Linked DNA regions of Homo sapiens: region 2 is linked to region 1. A link is an interaction called in ENCODE POLR2A ChIA-PET data of the cell type or tissue named here. Cell type or tissue: PC-9. All regions are shown on one strand. Links, peaks and the distances in the headings refer to the core of each region. The heading gives the core; the rest is flanking DNA.

Evidence for each region. ChIA-PET counts read pairs that join two places held together with the same protein. Peaks named below come from ENCODE experiments on the same cell type or tissue, not always from the same donor. Only the 100,000 strongest peaks of a DNase experiment are listed, where the experiment ranks them.
Region 2: POLR2A ChIA-PET joins it to region 1 with 7 read pairs; 4 of 35 experiments call an interaction of 5 or more read pairs at or near these places.

Annotation. Positions count from the first base shown.
Region 1 is chr5:76,664,123-76,669,507 of GRCh38, reverse strand. IQGAP2 (IQ motif containing GTPase activating protein 2) reads right to left here. Exons shown (of 36, transcript NM_006633.5): 22 at 4,333-4,482; 23 at 664-827. Among named protein-coding and RNA genes, the nearest start is that of F2RL2, 43 kb to the right of the region's middle. In PC-9, for the core only: no CTCF peak of the experiment used is centred there; no DNase peak of the experiment used is centred there.
Region 2 is chr5:76,828,453-76,833,837 of GRCh38, reverse strand. It overlaps F2RL1 (F2R like trypsin receptor 1), which reads right to left. Exons shown (of 2, transcript NM_005242.6): 2 at 1-1,148. The coding sequence ends at 37. Among named protein-coding and RNA genes, the nearest start is that of F2RL1, 12 kb to the right of the region's middle. In PC-9, for the core only: no CTCF peak of the experiment used is centred there; no DNase peak of the experiment used is centred there; H3K27ac peaks cover 250 bases.

The DNA.
Region 1 (5,385 bases), core at 228-5,227:
TTCATTTAGACGCGTCCTTCATTTAGTACTTACCACATTCCACTGCATAGCATTCCTATTTCTCACGAATCACATGTCTCGTGGGCTTACAGACACCTGGTGGGCAGAGGTGCCTGGCTCCCGTGCTCCCAAAACCAATAGGAACTGGTATAACTTAAGGTTTCCACAAGTTAGGGAGGCCACCTGAGCTAAGGACATTTCTCATGCTTGTTTCTCAGCCCACTCATTATAGCTACCTATACAATTTTTACATTAACTGAGTCAGAAAATAAATTAGCAAAAGTAGTTTAAGTTCTAGAAAGAAGGGAAGACTATTTAGGCAGAGATTGCACTCTGCATTCCCACCTGTTAATGGCTTTACTACTCAGAATTTTAATTAAGTTAAATGTTTTCACTGACTTTCAATATGCTATTGATTTTCAGTTGTTACAGGCATACAAAATCAAAAGTTAATTTAACACTAGAGAAAGTATCACTGGTGGGAGAAAATGGTACTTGAATATAGCTCTAATAATATAGAAGTATTCTCAAGAAACTTGATATATTTTAATATGTGGGAATAACTTATAAGAATTTAAAAATAATTTTAGTAAATCAAAGACAGCCACCACTAACAAAAGGATTGATTCACTGGTATTTTTACATACATATTTGTATACATACTTTATTTCTTCCTCCAGAGCAGTTTTAAAAAGCTTGAGAAGTAGATATTCTTCTCGCTGATTAGAGGCATAATTATATAGTGTGAAAATAACAGTATCCATAAATTTAGTGGACTTGTTCTGTGGCATCTGGAAAATCAGCTTAGCCAAGTATAAAGGGTTGGTCTAGAAGGAAAGAAGGAAAAAGAAAACAAAAAAATCCCACAAAACAATAAGTTAATATATTATTAAAGCACAAAGCAGTATCTGATTCCCTGCTCTTCAATGACTTAATGTCACTAAAAGCATATAGATGAGTATATAAAATAATTTTTATATGCCAGGTACTCATCTCTATGCTATTAGTATATAGTGTAACTTTCTACTACAGTTTCCTATAGACTGATATTATATAACTTTCTACTTTAGCTTCCTATCATATATTAATATTTTAAAATATTAATATCAAATATTAATTACTTAATATTATTCATATCATACTATAGGAAGCTATAGTAGAAAATTATGATAGGATTTAAATGATACACACTATATGATACACTTAACATATTATATCTACTTTTCACTGTTGACCTTTTTGAACCACATATTAATATTTATTGTAGAGACGCAGAAAACAGGGCGGGTAGCCAGTAGAATCTGGTGTCCAAAGACACTGGCAAAGCTTGGGCATGGTGGCTCACACTTATAATTCCAGCGCTTTGGGAGACAGAGGCAGAAGGATAGCTTGAGCCCAGGAGTTCGAGACAAGCCTGGGCAACATGGACAGACCCTGTCTCTAGAAAAAAGTAAAAATAAATTAGCCGGGTGTGGTGGTGTGCGCATGCAGTCCCTGCTACTCAAGAGGCTGAGGTTGGGAGGATCACTTGAGCCCAGTATTTCAAGGCTGCCGTGAGCTGTGATCATACCACTGTATTCCAGCCTAGACAACACAGACTCTGTATCAAAAAAAAAAAAAAAAAAAAAAAGAAAGTGGACTAAGGGCCCGGCTACATAGACTGGCCTAGAAGGATTGATAGATGAGTAGAAATGCATACTATCTTGTCAGACTGGAAAGAAAAAGAAAAGAATACATTTACAATGTGGAAACAGCAAAATGGCCACAATGTTCTACACAGAGTGAGAAGGGGGAGTGAGGTAGGGAGGCTGAAGAGAGGGGTGAAGGTCAGGACAGTTGATAAGGGAAGTGCCAGAAGACCATGAGCAAAAAACAACAAAGAACTTAAAATGGACGTGGAACCCTGTGGGCTCTGATGAGGATGGACCCATTGGATACAGAACCAGCCTTCATGGTGATGTGGCTTTTCTCCAGCAGCTACACCTACCAGGTAGAAGTTCAAAGAGAACAATAATGTTCAGGTTATAGAGGAAGTATGTACAAAGAGAAATTTAATACTCCTAATCTTCATCTTCTTTCTGACAAGAGAAGAAAATTTTTCCATACTTGAAAACTGGTATTCATCTAATATACTCAAGCAGTTTGGGCAGCTTTTAAGAAGCCTTAAATTCTGGTTTACTTTATCACTTAGGTTTACTTTTAAGTTCATAATGATTGGTTGAAATTTTATAAATAAGCAGCTCAGTACTTTTTCTTGATAGCTCTGTAGTGACTGTTTTTCAATGTGAAGTATATAGGAATTAGGAGAAAGGAAACTTACTCTATAACTAAAGAAAGATGCCTACTCACCATTCCTCCTAAGGTTACCTAAAAATTTTAAATTTAGGTTCATACTGAAGAGACAAACCCCCCAAAAACCTATACTAGCTGACTGCGGCTTTGGTTAAGAATTTTTGCTAGGTCAGGTGTGGTGTCTCATGCCTGCAATCCTAGTGCTTTAGGAGGAGGCTGAGATGGGTGGATCACTTGAGCTCAGGTGTTTGAGATCAGCCTGGGCAACATGGAAAAACCCTGTCTCTACAAAAACCATGAAAAAATTAGCCAGGCATTGTGGCAGGTGTCTGTAGTCCCAGCTACTCAGGAGGCCAAGGTGGGAGGATTGCTTGAGCCCAGGAGATGAAGGCTGCAGTGAGCTGTGGTTGCGCCACTGCACTCCTGCCTGGGTGGGAGAGTGACATCTTGTCTCTACAAAAAAAGAAGTCTTGCTAAAGTGTAACCAACGGGTCGAAGGAATCCAGGCCATTTGCTTTTCTATAATTTCTTTAGTGATATTGGGCTAACGCCTCAAAAGAAGAGAAGGAGAAGAAAAATATATGATTTCAAGAGAGAGTTCACTTGATACAACTGAATGGTTGCACCCTTTGGTTGTACATTTTGGATTGTTTGCGGATCAAGTTTGGTGGAATTATTCTAAACATGCTCCTGCACTTTTTCTTCTTCCCATAAATGTGCCTCCACCTATATAATAAACAATGACTAGATTTTAACTTATGACAAATTCTGTCAAATTGAGAAAACTAAATTCTAAAGAATCTTCAATATGCTTGAAATTTCATGGGTGTAAAAAATGATAAGTGCCTAAGATTAAATTTCAAACTGGTGGTTGACTACTAAATTAGGCAGACCAAAGTCCTTTCCTGTTTAAAGTGAGCCCCCTTTCTTTCTAGGTTTGCTGGCGTGAAACAGTGGGTTCCACAGACAATTCTAAGTACTGTTAACCTTTTCCTTCTGTGCCGCCATGTGGTGGCCACTTGTGTGAAGATGTTCGTATGTTTGAAGATGTTCTCCAATCTCTTATTCCAAGTAGAGAATTTTCAAACCTACCAAAATTAACATCGTGTTTCTCCATGAGGTTAGCCACGCCTCTTATTTATGGTTTGTGTAATGTGCTCTCTATACATCTACTGCCAGTGACATCCTCAAACAAAGATCTAAGCATCTCCAGGCTTTGAAGGAATCCCAGCAGTGGCCCCACTCTGAGAGACATCTGACTCTTACAAGGGAGAACTATGGATCCACCTCTTTGGGGAAACTTTTCCTGCTGAAGAGGATGCTTGTTAATTTCTATTGCTATCATGCAGTTTCCTCTGTGACTAGCTGTATGTGCTAGTAGGGCTGACGGGCTGAATCAATGGTCAAACAAAACAATAAGTGATCCATCAAAGTCCAACCATAACCAGTCAAACTTATCAGTTCTCACCAACACTCAGGAAGCAATGGAAAATTACTATTCATTTAGATCATAGTAATGCCATGAAAATAATACAAGAAAAAAGAAATATTATTTTGAAATCCCAAACCCTCTGGCTCTTCCCCCATAGAAGGGGAGACTGGTTCTGGTAAATATCTGTTTTTCACATACAGTTATTTTAATTTTTTCATGGATGACAGCACCTGTTTTTGTTTTGTTATTATCAGATTTATATTGTTTCTGAAGGTAACCGTAGTATAATACTGTAAAGAGCATGGTCTCTGAAGTCAAACTGCCTGCGTTTCAAAACCCCTGCTTTATCATTTACTGGCTGTGTCTCAGTTTTCTCATCTGTAATGCAGGAATAACAACAGTACTCATTCTCTCACGGCTCCCAGGGTTATGGTAAGAATTAAATGAGATAATGTATGTAAAGCACCAACAACAGCACTTGGTACTTAGTAGATGCTCAAAACATGTATGCTATTATAGCTGAAGCATGACAAAATACTCCCTGTAAGCCACAAACATGTAACATAGTATTACTCCCAAACTCAGAGTGAACGATAAATTGTTCTCACCTGTAAAAGGTAAAACAGCTGCTGATATGTTTCTAGTGTTTTTCTCCTCTCCTTACTCAAACTTTTTATTCCTTGGTTGTCGGTGTTATTCAGTATTTCCATTTCTCCTCCTTTTTTCTTGTTCAGCTTTTTACTATGTGAAATTACATCCTGTAAAAAATTTGATGAGATTACTCCTTTTTAATTCTCATACTCTTTATCTCCTCCCTTCACATATAGGATTGAAACACACGTAATTGGAAATACAGGCATACCTCATTGTATTGTGCATTGCTTTACTGTGCTTCACAGATACCGCATTTTTTTTCTTTGCAAATTGAAGGTTTGTGCAATCCTACATTGAACATGCCTATTGTCACCATTTTTTTCCAATAGCATGTGCTTACTTTGTGTCTCTGTGTCACATTTTGATAATTCTTGCAATATGTAGAACTTTTTCATTATTATACTATCTATTACGGGGCGCTGTTATCAGTGATCTTTTTTTTTTTTTGAAATGGAGTCTCGCTTTGTCACCCAGGCTGGAGTGCAGTGGTGCAACCTCAGCACACTGCAACCTCTGCCTGCCAGGTTCAAGCGATTCCACTGCCTCAGCCTCCTGAGTAGCTGGAACTACAGGCACGCGCCTCCACACCTGGCTAATTTTTGTATTTTTAGTAGAGACGGGGTTTCACCATGTTGGCCAGGCTGGTCTCGATCTCCTGCCCTCTTGATCCACCCGCTTTGGCCTTCCAAAGTGCTGGGATTACAGGCGTAAGCCACCGTGCCCAGCCTATCAGTGATCTTCGATGTTACTATTGTAATTGTTTTGGGGTGCCACAAACCACGCCCATAGAACTTAACCAATAAATGTGTCTGTTCTGACTGCTTCACCAACTTTCCTTTTTCTCTTCTCTTCTTGGGCCCCCTATTTCCTGAGACACAATGATATTGAAATTAGGTTAATTAATAACCATATGATAGCCTCAAAGTATTCAAGTGAAAGTTACACATCTTTCACTTTAAATCAAAAGCTAGAAATTATTAAGCTTAGTGAAGAAGGCATATCAAAAG
Region 2 (5,385 bases), core at 68-5,067, 160 kb before region 1:
CCTACTGTGCAATTCCCATCTGAGGACCTGGAAAACTCAATAGGAGGTCTTAACAGTGGTTGAACTTGAAGAGTAAGAGCTGGATTTCCTGGAGTGTTTCTTTGAGGTGAGGGATACTTGCATCTGCTTTACAGTGCGGACACTTCGGCAAAGGAGAGCGTTCTTTGCATGATCCCTGAAATCATGTGAAACAAAGTAATAGACAAAGGGGTCGATGCAGCTGTTAAGGGTAGAGAGGCAGAGGGCTACAATGTACAGGGCATAGACATGGCTCTGGCCCTGGCTCTTAATCAGAAAATAATGCACCACAAGCAGAAGGTTACTAGGAGTGAAGCAGATCAGGTACATGGCCAGGACAGTGACAATGAGTTTGATGGCCCTCTTCCTTTTCTTCTCTGAGTTTTCATCCATGGCAGAAGATCGCAGCATTCTGATCATCAGCACATAGGCAGAGGCTGTGAGGAAGGCTGGGAACAGAAAGACCCCAATGGCCAGAGAGAGGAAGTAATTGAACATGTCTCCCACCAAGAGCTGCTCAGGCAAAACATCATGACAGGTCGTGATGTTCAGGGCAGGAATGAAGATGGTCTGCTTCACGACATACAAAGGAATGGTGACCAGCAGAATCAGCAGCCATATTGCCAGGGAGATGCCAATGGCAATGTTTGCCTTCTTCCTGGAGTGCCCCATGGGGTTCACGATGACCCAATACCTCTGCACACTGAGGCAGGTCATGAAGAGAATGGAACAGTACATGTTGCCATAGAAAAAGCCAATAAGCACATTACAAAGAGCTTCCCCATAAATCCAGTTGTTGCCATGTATGTGATAGGCAATCTTCAAGGGGAACCAGATGACAGAGAGGAGGTCAGCCAAGGCCAGATTGGCCATGTAAATCACAGCAGGGTGCTTCTTCTTAGTTCGGAAAAGAAAGACCCACAGGGCCATGCCGTTACTTGGCAAACCCACCACAAACACAATTGTGTAGACAATTGGAAGGAAGACAGTGGTCAGTTTTCCAGTGAGGACAGATGCAGAAAACTCATCCACAGAAAAGACTGTTTCAACTGTAACTCCTTTTCCAGTGACGTGGGATGTGCCATCAACCTTACCAATAAGGCTTCTTCCTTTAGAGGATCTACTGGTTCCTGTACAAGAAAGGAAGACAAGGGTCATTACAGAAATAAATGTTTCAGCAGTAACACTGGTTTGTTCAAATGAAAGTACATTCATTTATTCATTTTTTAATTTATGAGACAGGGTCTCGCTGTCACCCAGGCTGGAGCGTAGTGGAGCGATCATAATGCACCGCAGCCTCAAACTTTTGGGCTCAAGCAATCCTCCTAAACAGCCAGGCCACAGGCACACACCATCACACCCAGCTAATTTTTTACTTTTTGTAGAGATAGGATCTCACTATGTTGCCCAGGCTGTTCTCAAACTCCTGGCCTTAAGATTCTCCTGCCTCAGCCTCCCAAAGTGGTGAGATACAAGTGTGAGCCACTGAGCCCAGCCTCAAATGAAAGTACTTTAGATGAAAACAGAAATGTACTATTAGAGGATTACACAAAATGCTTATAGGGGCTTTTCTTTGTGTAATGAGATTATTGGGATTTCTATTGTCTGGTTTAGTTTGGTTTTATGGGTTTTTTTCTTACAGTGAGTATTTTTGTATCGGGGAGTTGTAAGGAGTTGTGGGATGCATGTGGAGCATCGATTTCTAGGAATATAAAGAAGACTAACAATATTTCAATTTATTTTTACAAACTGTCCACACTCATTAGTCCCCAGCTATTCTTTTTATTTTACTTATTATTTTTTTTTTTTTTAGAGATGGGGTCTTGCTATGTTGACTAAGCTGGTCTCGAACTCCTGGCTTCAAGTGATCCTCCCATCTTGGCCTCCCAAAGTGCTGGAATTACAGGTGTGAGACATCACGCCCAGCTCTAGCTATTCTTATCACATGACCAACAACAGTCCTTTGATTTATCAATTAGTAAAATTTGGTTTGGCTGGGCATGGTGGCTCATGCGTGTAATCTCAGCACTTTGGGAGGCTAAGGCAGGTGGATCACCTGAGGTCAGGAGTTTCAGACCAGCCTGGCTAACATGGCGAAACCCTGACTCTGTTAAAAATACAAAAATTAGCCAGGCGCAGGCGCCTGTAATCCCAGCTACTTGGGAGGCTGAGGCAGAAGAATCGCTTGAACCCCGGAAGTGGAGGTTGCAGTGATCCAAGATCATGCCACTGCACTTCAGCCTGGGTGACAGAGCGAGCCTCAGTCAAAAAAAAAAAAAAAAAATCAGTTTAGGAATGTGCAGTAATTCCTTTCTAAATTCTCAAGTGTGTAAAATAGCGATCCCCATCCTGACACCAGTTTTCTAATTTCTCACTTCATAATGGCCTTCTATCCCACTCTAGCCCTGAGCCAGGATCCTTCCTGGCCTATTCAATTCATCATACCCTATTCAGAGCTTGCCACAGGGAGATTCCAGGACCACAAGGGACATTCCCTTTTCACCCACAACGATAGCCTCAACAATGGCAGGGATTTTCCCTGCTCATGTGCTGGTTTCCTGGAGAATGTCCCATGGAGGCCAACTGGCAGGGAAACCGTCTGGCCTGGATAGGTGGCTGTACTGATGACAGACTTTCAAGCATGTAGCATGACAAGCTAACTTATTATCCCTCTCTTATATTATGAAGTTGACCTAAAAACCACAAAGAAATGAATGGCATGTCCTCCCTACATTCTGCCCCTAAGTATTCATGAACCTGCAGGAGTAAGTAAGGACAATATAAGGATACTGAATAATTTTACTCTAATTCTGGGGAAAAGTAGGCCTCACCAAGCAGAGAAGACAGGGCAATACTTGCACTGCCGTATACCAGGGGGATATTAAACCTACTCATGCTCTTATCTCATAATGTTATGCTTGGTCATCATTTTTCCACTAGAAGCTTTACACTAATGTTCCGCAGAATTTTTCACATCTTAATGCTTCCCTATTTGGGATGCTAGCCTGGGTGGAGTGTTGGGGGATGTAGAGATCAATATTTCACTTTTCACTTAGTGTAGTGGGTTGAAAGGTGGTGCCCCCAAAAGAGAAGTCTATGTCCTAATCGCCAGACTCTGTGAACATTATTTAGCAAAAATGTCTTTGCAGATAGAATTAAGGATCCTAAGATAAGAAGATCTCCCTGGGTTATCTAGGCGGGCCCTAAATCCAATGACAAGTGTCGTTTCTAAGATAAAGGCAGAGGCCTGGCGTGGTGTCTCACGCCTGTAATCCCAGCACTTTGGGAGGCTGAGGTGGGTGGATCACGAGGTCAGAAGTTCAAGACAAGCCTGGCCAACATAGTGAAACCCTGTCTCTACTAAAAATACAAAAATTAGCCGGGCGTGGTGGCAGGCGCCTGTAGTTCTAGCTACTTGGGAGGCTGAGGCAGGAGAATTGCTTGAACCTGGGAGGCGGAGGTTGCAGTGAGCCAAGATTGCGCCACTGCACTCCAGCCTGGGCGACAGAGTTAAAGTCTGTATCAAACAACAAAACAGAGAGAAAAGCAGAAAGAGATCTGCAACACGCAGAAAAGGAGAAGCCAGAGGAGTGAGTGACATGAGAATGGAGGCAGAGATTGGAGTCACATCAAGGAACAGGCCAAGAATGCCAAGAAATGCCAGCAGCCACTGCAAGCTGGAAAAGGCAAGGAATGGACTCTCCCTTAGAGCTTTTGGAGGGCTTGTGGCCCCAATTCCTTGATTTCAGACTTCTGGTCTCCAGAACTGACAGAATAAATGTGTTGTTTTACATCATCAGTTTATGGCAATTTGCTATGGTAGCCACAAGAAACTAATATGCTTAGGATAGTCCTATTTCTAGTGGTTCTATTTTTTTTATATAATTCTTCAAAAAGAACATATGTTGTTTTTAAATTTAAAAAAAATTCCTACATATTACAGTGTTCTTCAAATATTTGACCATAACCCCTAAGAACCATATTCCACATACTAACCCAGTTCCCAATACACATATCCATGGTGGAAAAACGTTTCACAAAATAATAATTATTCTTATTACATAGGGTGCACTGATACTTTCTATTGTATTCTATTCCATTATTATAAAAAGCCAGTTATTATTCTTTAACACTGATTTCACAGGCCACTTAACTTAGAATGACAATGTATGTAACAATTAGAAAGTAACATACTGGAAATTAATTTGGTGTTGGATTCAGTGCTTGATTAGTGTTATAGACTGAGCAACTGGTGCAGTTATTGTGGAAATTATCCAACACCAAATTAATGGAAATGAAGGGGGCAAAGTGTTAAACAACACCACAAATGTAGTCAGTAAAATTGAGACTCTGGGAACTGCTACAGGATAAAGGACCTGTTTTTTACAAAATATAAATTATAAGGCAAAAAATAAGAAAGAGGGCCAGGCACAGTGCCTCATGCCTTCAATACCCAGCACTTTGAGAGGCCAAAGCAGGAGGATTGATTGAGACCAGGAGTTCAAGACCAGCCAGGGCAACATAGCACAATGCCATCTCTTCAAAAAAAAAAAAAAGAAGAAGAAGAAGAACAAAGGTAAAAAAAAGGTGTGGAGGTGAAATTTATAGAGTAGAAGATTTAAAAGACATATCAGTCATATAATGTGTGTACCTTGTTTCAATCCTGATTCAAACAAACCATAAAAATAACTTGTTTTTTTTTTTGAGATGGAGTCTTACTCTGTCGCCCAGGCTGGAGTGCAGTGGTGCGATCTTGGTTCACTGCAACCTCCGTCTCCCAGGTTCAAGCAATTCTCCTGCCTCAGCTTCCCAAGGAGCTGGGATTACAGGTGCACACCACTACATCCAGCTAATTTTTGTATTTTTAGTAGAGATGGGGTTTCACCATGTTGGTCAAGCTGGTCTCGAACTCCTGATCTCAAGTGATCTGCCCACCTGAGCCTCCCAAAGTGCTGGAATTACAGGCATGAGCCACTGCACCCGGCCTAAAATAACATTTATAAGACAATTAGAAATTTGAACACAAAGCCAGGCACGGTTGTTCATGCCTATAATCCCAGTGCTTTGCGAGGCTGACGTGGAAGGATTGCTCGAGGCCAAGAGTTTGAGACCAGCCTGGCCAACATAGCAAGACCGTGTCTCTACAAAAAATTAAAAAAAAAAAAAATTAGCCAGGCATGGTGGCGCACACCTGTAGTCCTGGATACTTGGAAAGTTGAAACAGGAAGATCACTTGAGACCAGGAGTTCAATGATTCAGTGAGATTGTGCCACTGCACTCCACTCTGGGTGACAGAGTGAGGCCCCTGTCTCTATATTAAAAAAAAAAAAAAAAGAAAGAAATTTGAATACTGACTGAATATTTGAT